2 separate regions of the Homo sapiens genome follow, and region 1 is linked to region 2. Evidence: read pairs that join two places in POLR2A ChIA-PET (ENCODE). Cell type or tissue: PC-9. All regions are shown on one strand. Each heading gives the region's core, and the rest is flanking DNA. Links, peaks and the distances in the headings are about the cores only. Region 1 overlaps ZNF148 (zinc finger protein 148). Region 2 overlaps LOC105374080 (a long non-coding RNA gene).

The links. Peaks named below come from ENCODE experiments on the same cell type or tissue, not always from the same donor. Only the 100,000 strongest peaks of a DNase experiment are listed, where the experiment ranks them.
Region 1: POLR2A ChIA-PET joins it to region 2 with 18 read pairs; 3 of 35 experiments call an interaction of 5 or more read pairs at or near these places.

The regions. Positions count from the first base shown.
Region 1 is chr3:125,228,773-125,235,537 of GRCh38, forward strand. ZNF148 (zinc finger protein 148) reads right to left here. Exons shown (of 9, transcript NM_021964.3): 8 at 5,439-5,557; 9 at 1-5,167. The coding sequence ends at 3,569. Among named protein-coding and RNA genes, the nearest start is that of SLC12A8, 19 kb to the left of the region's middle. RefSeq lists a silencer at 3,059-3,259 and an enhancer at 3,193-4,392. In PC-9, for the core only: no CTCF peak of the experiment used is centred there; a DNase peak (open chromatin) is centred at 3,309; H3K27ac peaks cover 2,451 bases.
Region 2 is chr3:125,378,646-125,385,410 of GRCh38, forward strand. LOC105374080 (a long non-coding RNA gene) reads left to right here. Exons shown (of 3, transcript XR_924427.3): 2 at 5,298-5,516. Among named protein-coding and RNA genes, the nearest start is that of ZNF148, 6.7 kb to the left of the region's middle. In PC-9, for the core only: no CTCF peak of the experiment used is centred there; a DNase peak (open chromatin) is centred at 3,296.

The DNA.
Region 1 (6,765 bases), core at 1,928-4,427, 150 kb before region 2:
TAACTGTGCAGAATTAAAGATTCAATCATAGGTACATCCTTATTTGATGAACCATATTTACAGCATGGTATTGCATAAAAAAATAAAATAATGTTTACAGGGTTTTACTTTTTTATCCATTGGATTAAAGAAAGCAACAAACATAACAAGAAATGTTTGTCTGCTTTAGTTTGTTTCCTACCAAAGTTTAAGTGAAAAAAGGAAACACGGTTTTTATTTGCAGAATATAGCAAAACAACTGGAAAATTATTTCCCTGAAATAAAGCAATTTGAAACGGAAAATTAAATTAAATTTCAGACTCAAAATACTTCTCAATGATTATTATAGTGCTTCTTCAAGTAAATATACTGTGAAAAAAAAATGAGTTCTAGTTTAAAATGTTCTAAGAAATGCAGTACTACAGTAATGCCTACTTTTAAAGTTTCCCGGCCTTTTTTTTTTTTTTTTAAACAGCCCTTTAAAAACCCAAATTAATCAAATGAAAGAAGCGGCAAAAGATCTAACCTAGCTGGCACTCTGCAAGTGTCTCTCCTCTGTGGAAACGAAATCCTGCCCTGAGCACAATTCTTGACATAACTGCCTTCTGCCTCTTGAGATAAAAATGACCTGACCGATGGCTGGCACCCTCAGCCAGAGCTAAGAAGATGGATTCCTACCTTGTTAAGTACCACATTTGCATGTAGACCCAAAACGTTTAAGAGCCACTTAAATATTCAAGACAAATGAAATATGTGAGAATAAGGTTTTAAAAAACCCTTTAGAAGATGTTCAAGAGATACTGCCTCGCCTAACGTGATGTTTCCAATCTTCAAACGTGAGTAGGTCCCAAGAGGAAAAGCACACCTCACTCAGATTGATCAAAAGTTTAAGGGTGTACCAGCATGTTTTTATAGAACAATGTGCTCACTTTGAGAAATGAGAAACATGAATTGCAGAAGAATATCTCATATCCTCCATGTTTCAATCTGAAGCAGCACACAAGGCTACTTATTTTCTCCATTAATGCCCAGATAGAAATTAAATAACCTTCTGAACCAAAGTGGGGAAATCCAAAACTGTTGAGATGTTTGTCATATTATGATAGAACAAGGTAACTCTGGTAGGCATTTGGAATTTCACAGTAAGAGAGTGATGACTATACGTAAATGGTAAGTCAATAAGTTATGCTGGCTGAGTATCACTTATCTAAAAACTGCTTATAACCTGGTAGAAAAGTCTGCCATTATGTAGATTTAAAGAAATGTGTTGAAAACAGGAATGCAACACCTGAAAGTCTGCTTGCATAACTACCATTTTCAAAGGCCTTCCTTCCCAAGCTCACCCTAAATGCTCAGCAAGAGTCACATTCTAAAAACTATGCTGGTGATGTTAAAACAACCGAAAAAAACCTCTCCACTGTATCAAAATTGCATCAAGTTCTCCATGAACAAAATTTTTGATCAGGCTCCAAAACAACTCAAGAAATAAATGCCTACTCTCACCAAAAGAGAAAAATACCAATGCCTATTTAGGGTGAGCACAGTTCCATTTTTAACGTATCACCTGAATGAAGCCTTTTTGTAATTATGTAATGCACAACACAACACACACAATCTTAAGAGTCAATAATGGCAGAACTTAAATATTTACTTCAAAGAAGTCTTAAATTCTTGAAAACTTTGGCAGCAAAGAAAGCTGTCAAACGGGAAAACTACTATTTCAAGCAAAACTTAATAACCAAAGTATACAGGAAACCACATTAAATATAATTTATATTCCTTATCATAAAAACACCAATATATTCAAAATAAATGAAGGATGTTAAGGGTGGATAGTTATTTCTTCCCTTTCTTTATGAGAACAGTCTTGGGATAACATTAAATAAAAGAAAAAATAATTTAAATGGATAACATATTCTATATTGAAACAAAGACTGCAGAGCTATAGGGCCAGTATAAGAGTCAAAATGGAAATTAAGAATATTTTCATTTTCCAAGGGTATTAATTTTAGATTTTCACTGGTGCTATATCAGGATGTGCATTGTGACAACGATGGCAGAAAATTTAAAATGTAAAAATGAAAAAGTTGTAACAAAGAGTCAATAACTAATATAACTTCCAAAAATCAAAACTGCCCAACGCATAACTCAAACCATCATTCTTCAGAAAAGTGTGTGTGTGTATATATACATAAAAGCACTATTTATTGTACCATGCTGTATTATTTTAAGACAGAGTATTAAAAAAAAACATTCATGGTATAAGGATAAAGTCTGTAGTTTATTTAGATTTTGAAATGCAACAAAAATTTTCCGATCACTCATCTAGCTGAAAAAGAAATGGTAGTTACTGGAATTAGTAAACACTTTTGGTTTGTAAAGTTGTAATGAGCAGTGTTCATTAAAAAGTAACTCAAGATAAAATATGCAATTAAAATGCCCATTTCTTTAGTTTCTCTGGATACTGTTTAATTATCCAATCTATCAAGAGTCTAGAAAGAAAAAGATTAAACCAGGTTTTACAGTTCCAAAGATATCCCAATTTCCTTTTATTGCCAAAAGTTAAAATTGTCAATTACGAGATGATTATGACACAACCATATCAAACCTAAAAATCTAATTTTTTTTTTACTTTGAGAAATCAAAAATACCAAATAGATTCTAAGTGCTCTATGTTAACTGAAGTGTATATGTAAAGTAAAATACAATTAAGCTTTAAAACGTGGAATATACATTTTGTGTAAGCATTATGTTCTTGGGAATGTAATCTACAGAATTTCTTTTACTAAAACTTCAAAACCTTGATACCTGCACATGAAAAATCATAAAAAATATCTAAGTACAACTGTACAAAGAAACTGACACCAATATGCATACTTCCATAGAGAAGTGACTGCTTCAACAGTTGTGTGTTTTGGTAAAAGTTCTGAAAGTATGCATATTTTTAAAGTAATTAGGCTTTTAAATAGTGGAGTCTTAGACTATCAGATTTTTATTACTTTTTTTCCTTCAAAAAAACACGTCAATATAATGCAAAATGAAAATCAAGGGTATATGGCATATCATTCTTTTTAAAAGGTGGTTTCTTGGTTTTTTTCCCCCTATAGGACACACTAATTTATTTAAGCCATAATCTCTTGACATTAAACTTTTAAGTTCACTCTGTCTGTAAAGTATACTCAGATTCCCTGCTGAAGTGCAATGACTATGCTGAAAAACTTAGAAACAGTATGAGTAAATTTCACACAATTACTAATCTCCTAAGAATGTACAATGTTATCAGTTAGGAAACAATTGTGCGAAAGTCTTTTTTTTTTCCTTTTTAACTTGGTGTGGGTGGAATAGCAAGTTTCTGATCTAAAACAAGTAATGCATTGCTTCTATAAAGGTGACAACATGTAAGGCAGTTCAAAGAATGCTGACTAACCAAACGAAATGCAGTTATTGGATTATCTTGCTATTCATATCAGCTTAACTTGTTATTACGCATTGCTCTTAAATCTGTACAGCACTCCATTTACACAGAGTAACCCCACTCTTGATTAATCTGTTCTAAAGTGCCAGTATTATTTACACTTTTTTTTTTTTTTTAGCCAAAAGTCTGGCCAGTTGTGGCATCAGGTGAAGATGTCATCCCAGCTCTATTATCATTTACATTCACCAAGGGAAATTCTGAAAATTCAGCACTTGTCCCTGGTCCCCGAAGGTTCACCTGTCCATTGGCAGTGCTAAATTGAGTAGCTATTCCAGCTCTTGATCCATGATAGGGAGCACGGAAGGGCTGTTCAAAGGAGCTCATTTGGTAAGCTTGGTGGACAGGCTGGGCCTCAGCTTTCTTCTGAGAAGTCACTTGATCCAGAAAGTCCTGTGTTGATGTGGCAGAAGCATGGTTTGTCTCATCACCTGAAAAGGGAAATGAGTGCTGTGAATCACCAACTATTAGTCCAAAGTGGGACTTATCTGGAGTTGTTCTTAGTGGAGAATTCATTCCTGATCGAAAGCTATTGATGGGCATGGTGGCATAGACCTGCTTGTCTATGGAAGAGAATGCTGGCTGATTTGGGAGGGTCTGGTTATCAGTCACAAAGTTAAGGCTCGGGCTATTCAAATAGGCATCATTTTGGCTAGTTCTGTCCAAAGCCTGCTGCAGAAACTTGGAGTATTCCTGCAACATGTTGGCTTTATCTGATGAGGATGCTTGGGAGCTTGATCCAACATTCTCTGACGGGGTGACCTCTGGTACTTCTGAAGAATTTATTGATATGCTAGAAGTCACTTCAGTATCTGCAACACTGAAGGATATCTCATGCTGTCCATTAGCTTTGTGGGAATAATGATCCAACAGAGTCTGCAGTACCTCATCTGGAATAACATTTTTGTCATGATTACTCTTAATCTCCACATTCAGTGCCTGTGACTCTAATATGGATGCCGTGGTACTTTCATCAATGACACTTGCCACAGCTGCTTGTGTTACAGAAGGCTGAGAAGCTATGGTACCCACATTCAGCGCATATTCCCTGCTGTTGTTACTTGCTGCTTGAAGATACCGCTTCTTCTTCAAAAACTGCATGGCATCATCATAATTAGTACTACTATGCACAGGTTTACTGGGCCCCTCCTGCAAATTATCAACCTGATCAATGTCAGCATTGCCTTCTGAGTCCAGTAAAGCCTGTTTATCCACAAGTTCAAAAGCATACTTTGAAACTTTGCTCTCTTCATATGTGGATAAAGGTGAAATTGTTTGATTTTGCTCCAGTGGCTGTTTCAGACTTCTCTTACTATTAATTTTTTTGAGAACTAACTTAGGTGGGTGTATTTCTCCTGACGCATCTTCTAAATGCGAGCCCCCAACTGACGAATGTGGCATTTCAACAGCATATTCTGCAACCATATACTCATCTTTTACTTTAGTACTTGAAGAATAAAGAGGCAAGTAATCATTTTTGTCTTTTTTCAGGTCAGATTTGTCCAAAGCACTCTCTTTGTCCATTCCAGATGATTTTTTCTCCGTTTTCTGCCTTTTCTTTTTTGGCAGTGAGTTGTCTTTTGGTGATGTAGAAAAGCCAGAATCTTCCTCAGATGTCAGAAGGCCACCTTTGATGGCACATCTATTTAGTTTTTTGTCATGATTTTCATGGCACATACGTTTATGTTTCAATACACGATCTGTTCTGGAAAAATACTGTTGAATTCAGAGGATGGTAGTGGGTTGTTTGTGGTTTTGGTCAACCAAGAAAAGAAAAAGTGAAACAAAACAATTAATATAAAGATATATTAATGCAATAACATACATAATTCCAAACAAATTCACTGAGCCAATTTTCTATTATAAATCTAATCTGTAAGAGTTAGAAGGCCCCTTAAATAGCTCTAAGTTGTAATATTTTCTAATCTAATTTATAATTATTGTATAATTTAATTACAGTAGAAGAATTTCAAGCCATCTCTCTTACCTGTAAACAGTATTCACACTGGTAAGGTTTTTCTCCACTATGAGTTCTCTTATGCCTTTCCATATGATATTTTTGTATGAATCTCATACCACATTCATCACAGCGAAATGGTTTTTCACCTAGCACATAATATAGAAAGTTTAAAACAAAACAAATATTGTAAAATAATGAATTGCTTTGCCATAAGAATCTCTAAAATAAATGGCTTTTGAAAGTTGTAACTTCCAATTTCATTTGTCAAATATATTTTGCTTTATAAAAATGAAAAGGATTAGCATATGCTATTGGAAAGAAAAGGATGAATACAGGCACAGTCCATTTTCCTGTCTTTTTGTTATGTGCGTATGTAATACCCTCTTTCCAAGGAGAACAGCAGTGCCAGGAATTTATAGCAATATGAACAGACTAGCTGATGTTTCTAATCTTTTTTTCAATCATATAAAATATTGTATAACAGTAAAAAACAAAAAGTTACCCATGCACAATACAACACAATTCCTGGAGACAGTTTTTTAACTCAATTCCTTTTTTAAAACATTTGTGGTTAAATAAAATCTGAATCCTGAAAATATCCTTTAAAATCTAATTTAATAAAATACAAAAAGAACTTAGAGTCTTAAGTTTGTTTATATTTATTCTTTTCCTCAACTCAAGCCAGCACTTCCCATATCATTTAGGGAATGAATTAAACTGAGTATTGTTAATTGGACACATAACACATAACCCCCATTTTTGAAAATCCCCTAATGACTCCTAGAATCTTCTGATTCATAGTCAGGTGTGTTATCCATTGTGCCACTGGCCCCCGCAATGATTTCTAAGCTGTAAAGAACCACTACTATGAAGCTCTAAAATAGTTTTTACTGATAAAACCACAGTCTAAGTAAACAGAAGGGTATGACAAGAAGTTACCTTGAATAATGCTTGTTGGGGAAACTACTGTTTCTCCCTTTCATACATTTAACAAAATTTTTACCAAATACTACTACTATATCCAAACCCCTTGTTGTAGGAGGTTAAAAGTATAAGACATACTACTTGTCTTCAAAGTTTATAACATAATTGGGAAAACAAGATACACACATTTTAAAAAGACAACTAACAACACTATGTCTATTCTGATTTACTTTTACATCTTTATATTTCACTCTTTCTCTTGGTAACCCTTTCAGACAAACCGAAATACCTACCATCTCATGCTTTCCTACTTTTGCCCTGATTCACGCTGCTCCTTCGATTGGGAATGTCCACCTTTGGGTGTTCAAATACTATATTCCCTTTGAGACCCAACCCATCTCCTTTGGGATACTCTGTCCTTTTCTCCCAG
Region 2 (6,765 bases), core at 2,316-4,815:
TATGGCTCCCTGCAGCACTAGCCATTCGTCAAAGCTGGTTCTACCTTAAGGATAAACTTGTCCTTTTCTTTGCAAAACTCTAAATTCATAGCTTTGCTACAGATTAATCCACAAGAACCTGCCTCTACTGCGTCACTCCTACTGTACCCAGAAAAATATGGCTTTTCCTGTTCCTAAAGGAGTTCTTTTCCTGGGACATCCTGGGACCCCCTGAATTCCTGCTTCAGATATGCTTCAGGCCTGGGGAAATGGAAGGGTTGGGGACCTAGGTGAAAGGTTATTTGCCAGAAATTTCTTAGCTTTTTTGTTTATTCTCTCTTACCTAGCCCTCCGCTGGAGGGCAAAGGGCATCCCAGATAGCTGATATATTCTAAAACTAATGAATAGTCTACTGTCTCCTGCTGAGGATATAGAGTGGAGGTAATTTCTTGAGTTTGAGACAAAAAACCCTGCACCTCTTAGAAACATCTAAAGAAGGTACTAGGTTGCACTAAAGTTCATCAGTTGTGAGATAACTATGGTTTAGAGGGGCACAAGGGAAGACACCACTGAAAGGCCAAGATACATAAGAATGAATGAAAATGAGGTCTTGGGCCAGGATGATATTTGTGGGTAAGGAAAAAATAAATAATATGAGGATAATATCTACTAGTGCCTAGAGGTTAGTCTGGTGATTAAGTCCACAGATTCTGCAGCTGAAGCCAGGGTTTGAATCCTGACTCTACCACTTACTGGCTTTGCAATCTTAAGTTACTTAACCTCTCTGTGCTGTCAAGTGCCCCATCTAGCAAATGGAGCTAAGAATAGTACCTTCTTTTTAGGGATATTATGGCTATTAAATATTAACATAGAGTAGTTTAGTGTTTGTTTATTTATTTATTTATTTTAGAGACAAGGTCTCTGTTGCCCAGGCTGGAAGGCAGTGGTACAATCATAGTTCACTGCAGCCTCAAACTCCCAGGCTCAAGTGATCCTCCCACCTCAGCCTCCTGAGTACCTGGGACTACAAGTGTGCACCACCATGCCTGGCTGATTTTTGTATTTTTGTAGCAATAGGATCTGGCAGTATTGCCCAGGCTGATCTCAAAGTCCTGGCCTCAAAGCGAGCCTCCCAGCTCGGCCTCCCTAAATACTGGGATTACAGGCATGAACCACCACACCTGGCAATGTAAAGCAGTTAGAACAATAACTGACACATAGTTAAATGTTCTATGTGGTGTTGATATTGTAGTTGCTATTATTACTATTTAAAATAACCTAAAGGTAACACTGAACCAAATTTCCTAAAAATAAAATTCAATAGAGAAAAGACATCAGTTTCTACAAGTGGATTGGGGTGAGGAAAAGAAGAGAAACTATACAAGGACAAAAAAAAAAAAAAAAGAACATGTTGAGAGAGGTGATTTAGGTGGGAAAATACCTTTCAGAATGTTTTCCATGGGGAATAAAAAGGGTATGCAATAGGTAGATGGCACTAGGAAAAAAAATTAACCTGCAAAAAAAAACTGCCATTTTTCAGATATTTTATTTCTGAGCATAATCTTTGCCTCAACAATTTTATAAGGCTGATGACATTGGTCTATTTTAAGGATGCTTGCTACTTTCTATCCGGCCAACACCAGTGAATCAAGTGCCTATCTCTTCTTTCCCAAAGTTTAACCAGAATGAAGACAAGTTAACTATTCATGTATTAAAGTTGTGGGTTTTCATAAGAGAGAAATAATAACAATTTTTACCATCCCAGAGTGTTCAGAGATCTCACAATTTGCTTATTGCCAAGATGGTGCAATATAATGCAGAAATGATTTTTTTATTTCTTGTTTTTACTCTCAATATGATTTGAATTAAAAAGCATGTGAGAATTCTGGGCTCATCAAAGTATATCAAAACTACCCTGTTATATGTAGTAATTCAACACAGAGAAAAAGCGTCCATTTTCCCTCCATTACTATCTTTCTAACTTGCCAATATTCGGCTTAAATATTTATTTAAAACCCACATGCCAAGAGCTACAAATGGCACCACAAAAGGGATAAAACAGATACAGGATTGCACTAAAGCCTATCAGCTGTGCAGTAACTGTGGTTTGGAGGGACACAGGGGAAGATATGGGGAAAAGGTCAAAACAGGCAAAGACACAAGAATTAAGCATTGGGGTTAACTCTGTTTTACCTTTTCTTTCCTACTTGATTTTTCACGAAGGCAACCATTTTACACTTCCTGAAGAAAAGTATGTAGCTGTGTAAGAACACAGTGTTAAGGTTCAAAGAAGACTAAGACACGTTCTAAGTTCATGAGAAGCTGTAAACTAATGGAGGAGGCCGGGCGCAGTGGCTCATGCCTGTGATCACAGCACCTTGGGAGGTGGGAGGATCGCTTGAGCCCAAGAGTTTGAGGCCAGCCTGAGCAACATAGTGAGACGCCATCTCTACAAAAAATCAAAAAATTAGCTGGGCATGGTGGCACATGGCTGTAGTCCCAGCTATTTGGGAGGCTGAGGTGGGAGGATCACTTGGGCCTGGGAAGTCAAGGCTGCAATGAGCTATGATCACACCATTGCACTCCAGCCTGGGCATACAGAGTAAGACCCTGTGTCAAGAAAAATTTTAAAAATGAAATTAGCCGGGTGTGGTGATGCATGCCTGTGGTCCCAGCTACTTGGTGGGCTGAGGTAGGAGGGTTGCTTGAGTCTGGGCAGTTGAGGCTGCAGTGAGCTATGATCACCATTGCACTCCAGCCTAGGTGACAGAGCAAGACTCTATCTCAAAAAATAAATAAATAAGTAAATAGATAATGTAGCTAGGGTGAGAATGAGCCCTCACTTCTTTCAATTGCTCAATCGTGGTTTTTGAATACCTAGTATGTGTCAGGCAATGAGCTGAGTGTCAGGGATATTCAGTCCATTGAGAAATCCGTACATCTGTTCTTTTATTCATCAAACAAATTGTTATTGAATGTCTGGGACTATACTAAATACCAGAAATACTGTGGTAAATAAAATACTCTTCTAGGCCAGAAGCTTACAACCATCAGTTGGTGGAGTAAAACAGGTGAATAAACTGCTTCACTGCAGGGTGATACATTCTAATATAGAGATGAGCACCGGACGCTGGAGGAGGACACTGGAAGAGGACCTGTGCAGCCCCGGGCCAGGACAGCTTCCCCAACATGACATTTTAGCTGAGACATGAAAGGGGGTGGTACTGGTGGAGTCCTGAGCAGAGGAAGGAGATGGCATATGCAGAGTCCTAGTGCCAAAAGGAGCTCAGTGTGTTCAGGCACCTGCGAGTCATTCCGAATGAATGCATGCAGGAAGTGGTAAAAAAGAAAAAAAAAATGATACTGCAGTGGAAAGCACCAGCAAGCTCCAGAGTGCCTTGTGGACTTAGTTGAGGTATCTGACCTTCCTTTATCCCAAGAACAGTCTTTCCCAAAGTGTGGCTGGATGATAAGAAGATCTTAGATGGTACACAGAATACTATTTTTTTTAATTTTTGTAGTTAATGGGGTGAACACGCATAGAAAATATATAGATAGATAGATATAGATCTATTTCATACATGCAACACATTGCTTATCTTATATTTTTGCTTAGGATGAGGTTGACTGACAAAAGTAATTCAACTGACAGAATACTACCTAGATTATAGTTGGTACATGAACAACCATGAATGACTGACGTTTGGGCAAAAATGCCTGAGGCTGACAGATTGCCATGGAAAGCTTTTATGTAGGGAAGTCACATAAGAATACTTCTAGGTTAGAAAGAGCACTCTGGTTGTGGAGAATAGATAAGGACAGTATTTGCCAAACTTCTGGTTAAGTCACATGAGTGGATTCTGAAATCAAATTTAAAGTTGTGCTGGGTGCAGTTGTGCAACCTGCAATCCCAGCTACTGGGAAAGCTGAGGTGGGAAGATTACTTGAGCCCAGGAGTTCAAGAGCAGCCTGGGCAACACAGTGAGACCCCATCTCAAAAAAAATTTTTTTTTTAATTTTCTTTAAGTTGTAACTGGCAGAGTTTTTTTTCAGTAAAACATAATAGGATACAATAAATATTATCAGACGGCTTCACATACAATCAGATGGCATCACATGTAACAATACTTTTAATTTTACATATGCATCTATAAGCATGTATGCATGTGTGTAAGTGTTACTAGGTTACAGCACAAAATATTTTTCTTACTGTGGGTCAAAGTCAAAGAAAGTTTAAAAGTCACTGGAAACAGACCAATTAGGAGTCTGTTGCAGTATTTTGTTCATTCAATTAGTGTTTATTGAGTACATATTATGTAACAGGTGCTATTCTACGCACTGAGAATATGGCTGGTGAACAAAATTGATAATGTGCCTGATCTCACAACATTTACACTCTGGTGAGGAGAGGATACAATGAGCAAGTAACCAAATAAGTTCCTAAGACAACTTAAGTGAAGTTCTTTAAAAAGCAATAAATCTGAGGGAGAAATGTAGGCTCCACATAGGCTGGTCTCTTCTTTTTTCTTTTCTTTTTTATTTTTGTTCATTGCTGTGTTCCAAGCATAGAGAATAGGAATAGTGCTTAGAACATAATAGCTGCTCAGTAAGTATTCGTTGAATGACTGACTGAATGAATCATTCAATGAAGGCTGCTGTTGGCTTGACTTAGGTAGTTAAAATAGAAATTAAGAGAACTAGATGGATTCAAGATATATTTAAGAGGTAAAATAAATGGGGTTTAGTGAGAAAAGTAGGATTTGGGGGCTAAGAGATAAAAATAAGAGGAATAGTTTCTCTACAACCTACTCTAAAGATAGTAACCAGAGTGATCATGTGATTTCTCCATTGCAAACCCTCCACAGCTTCCTATTGTACTCGGAGTAAAGCCCAGGCTTCTTACAATGGCCAGGAATGCTGTCCATGACCTGGGCTTGGGTGCCTCACTAACCTCATCACTAAAAATCTCCCTCTGTCTCGCTCTGTTCCAGCCACACTGGCCACCTTGCTGTTCCCCAAACCCCCAGTTAAGGCACTGGTCAAGGCATTTGCACTCACTGTCCCCTCTTGAAATGCTCTTCTCCCAAATATTCACATAGCATAGACCTCTCTTTCTTCAAGTGTCTCCTTCTTGGAGAGGTCTATTCTCACCACCTAATGTTACAACTCATGTACTGTGACATACATTCTTCTGCCTGCTCAGTTTTTCCCCACAGCACTTACTGTGAGACGTGTGTATGGGTGTGTGTGTGTGTGTGTGTGTGCAGCACTCTAACATACTATTATAGTCGATTATCCTCATTGTCTGTCTCCCACAGGAATGTCACTATCCATGAGCCTAAAGCAGTTTGGCACATTGTAGGTGCTCCATCAATATTTGTTGAAAAAACAAAGACAACTCTCAGGTTTCTGGTTTGAGCAACCGGGTGATTGTGGCTTACTGAGGCAAGAAACACAGAAGGATACAGAGTCCGATGGGAAGTGACAAGTTCCTTTTTTGACATGCTGAGTCCGTGTCTTGTGAGAGCAATGTCCAGGTGGGAATTCTCTTTAGGCAGTTGAATATATGGGTCTGGTCCTCCAAAGAGCCACAGATATAAACTTGAGGGATCACTGGCTTATAGATGGCATTTGAATGGATGAGACCAGCAAGAAAATGTATACAGAGATGAAGAGAAGACCTTGGGGAAACAGCAGGAGCTGAAAAACAGCAATAGTAGAAGAGCCCACAAAGGAAAGAGAGCAATTGATGGAGTTAGAATGAAAAGCAGTTGTGCAAATTCATGGGAGAGTAGTTTTAAGAAGGGAGGTATATTTATTATCTATTCCTGTATAAAACTTATTCCAGCCTCATAACTATATATAATTATTATGTGTCAGTTAAAAATACATTTTAAGGCCAGGCATGGTGGCTCATGCCTGTAATCCCAGCACTTTGGGAGGCTGAGGTGAGAGGATCACTTGAAGTCAGGAGTTCGAGACCAGCCGGACCAACATGGCGAAACCCCAACTCTACTAAAAATACAAAAATTAGCCAGGCATGGTGGCGGGCACCTGTAATCCCAGCTACTCAGGAGATTGAGGCAAGAGAATCGCTTGAACCTGGGAGGCGGAGGTTGCAGTGAGCCAAGATCATGCCACTGCACTCCAGCCTGAGTGACAGAGAAAGACTCTATCTCAAAAATAAATAAATTTAAAATAATTACCCCAAAATTTAGTGGCTGAAAGCAAAACACATTTATTATCTCACTGTCTGATAAAACAAACTCTGTCTCTCTACACTGTCACACAGAACACTGCTAACACCAGGTGTACAGGGTTTTTTTCCACACTGAAAATGCTCTGACACCAGTTGGGTGTCCCACAATTCAATTCTGACACAATCTACCTGGAGTTTGGGTCAGATCCCACAAGTTAAGGGCTCAATCCCACAAGACTGCTCCCACCTAAAATGCCAATCTCAAGTCCAGGCCTCTTGTACTTCTGATCCACCCACTATAAGTTGGGGTTTCCCATGACCCTCTCCTCATGTGCAATAATTTTCTAAAATGGGGCACAGAACTCAGAAAAACACTTTATTTACGTTTATGGTTTATCATAAAGGGTACTGTTAAAGCAAACTAAATATGGCCTGAGAAAGATTCCATACTTCTATATTTGAGTCCTTGTGGATGAACTGTAACCTAGCTTAATAGTCAGACAAAATTGAAAACCTAACTTAGGAGTGGCCAGCCGTGGTGGCTCACGCCTGTAATCCCAGAACTTTGGGAGGCTGAGGTGGGCAGA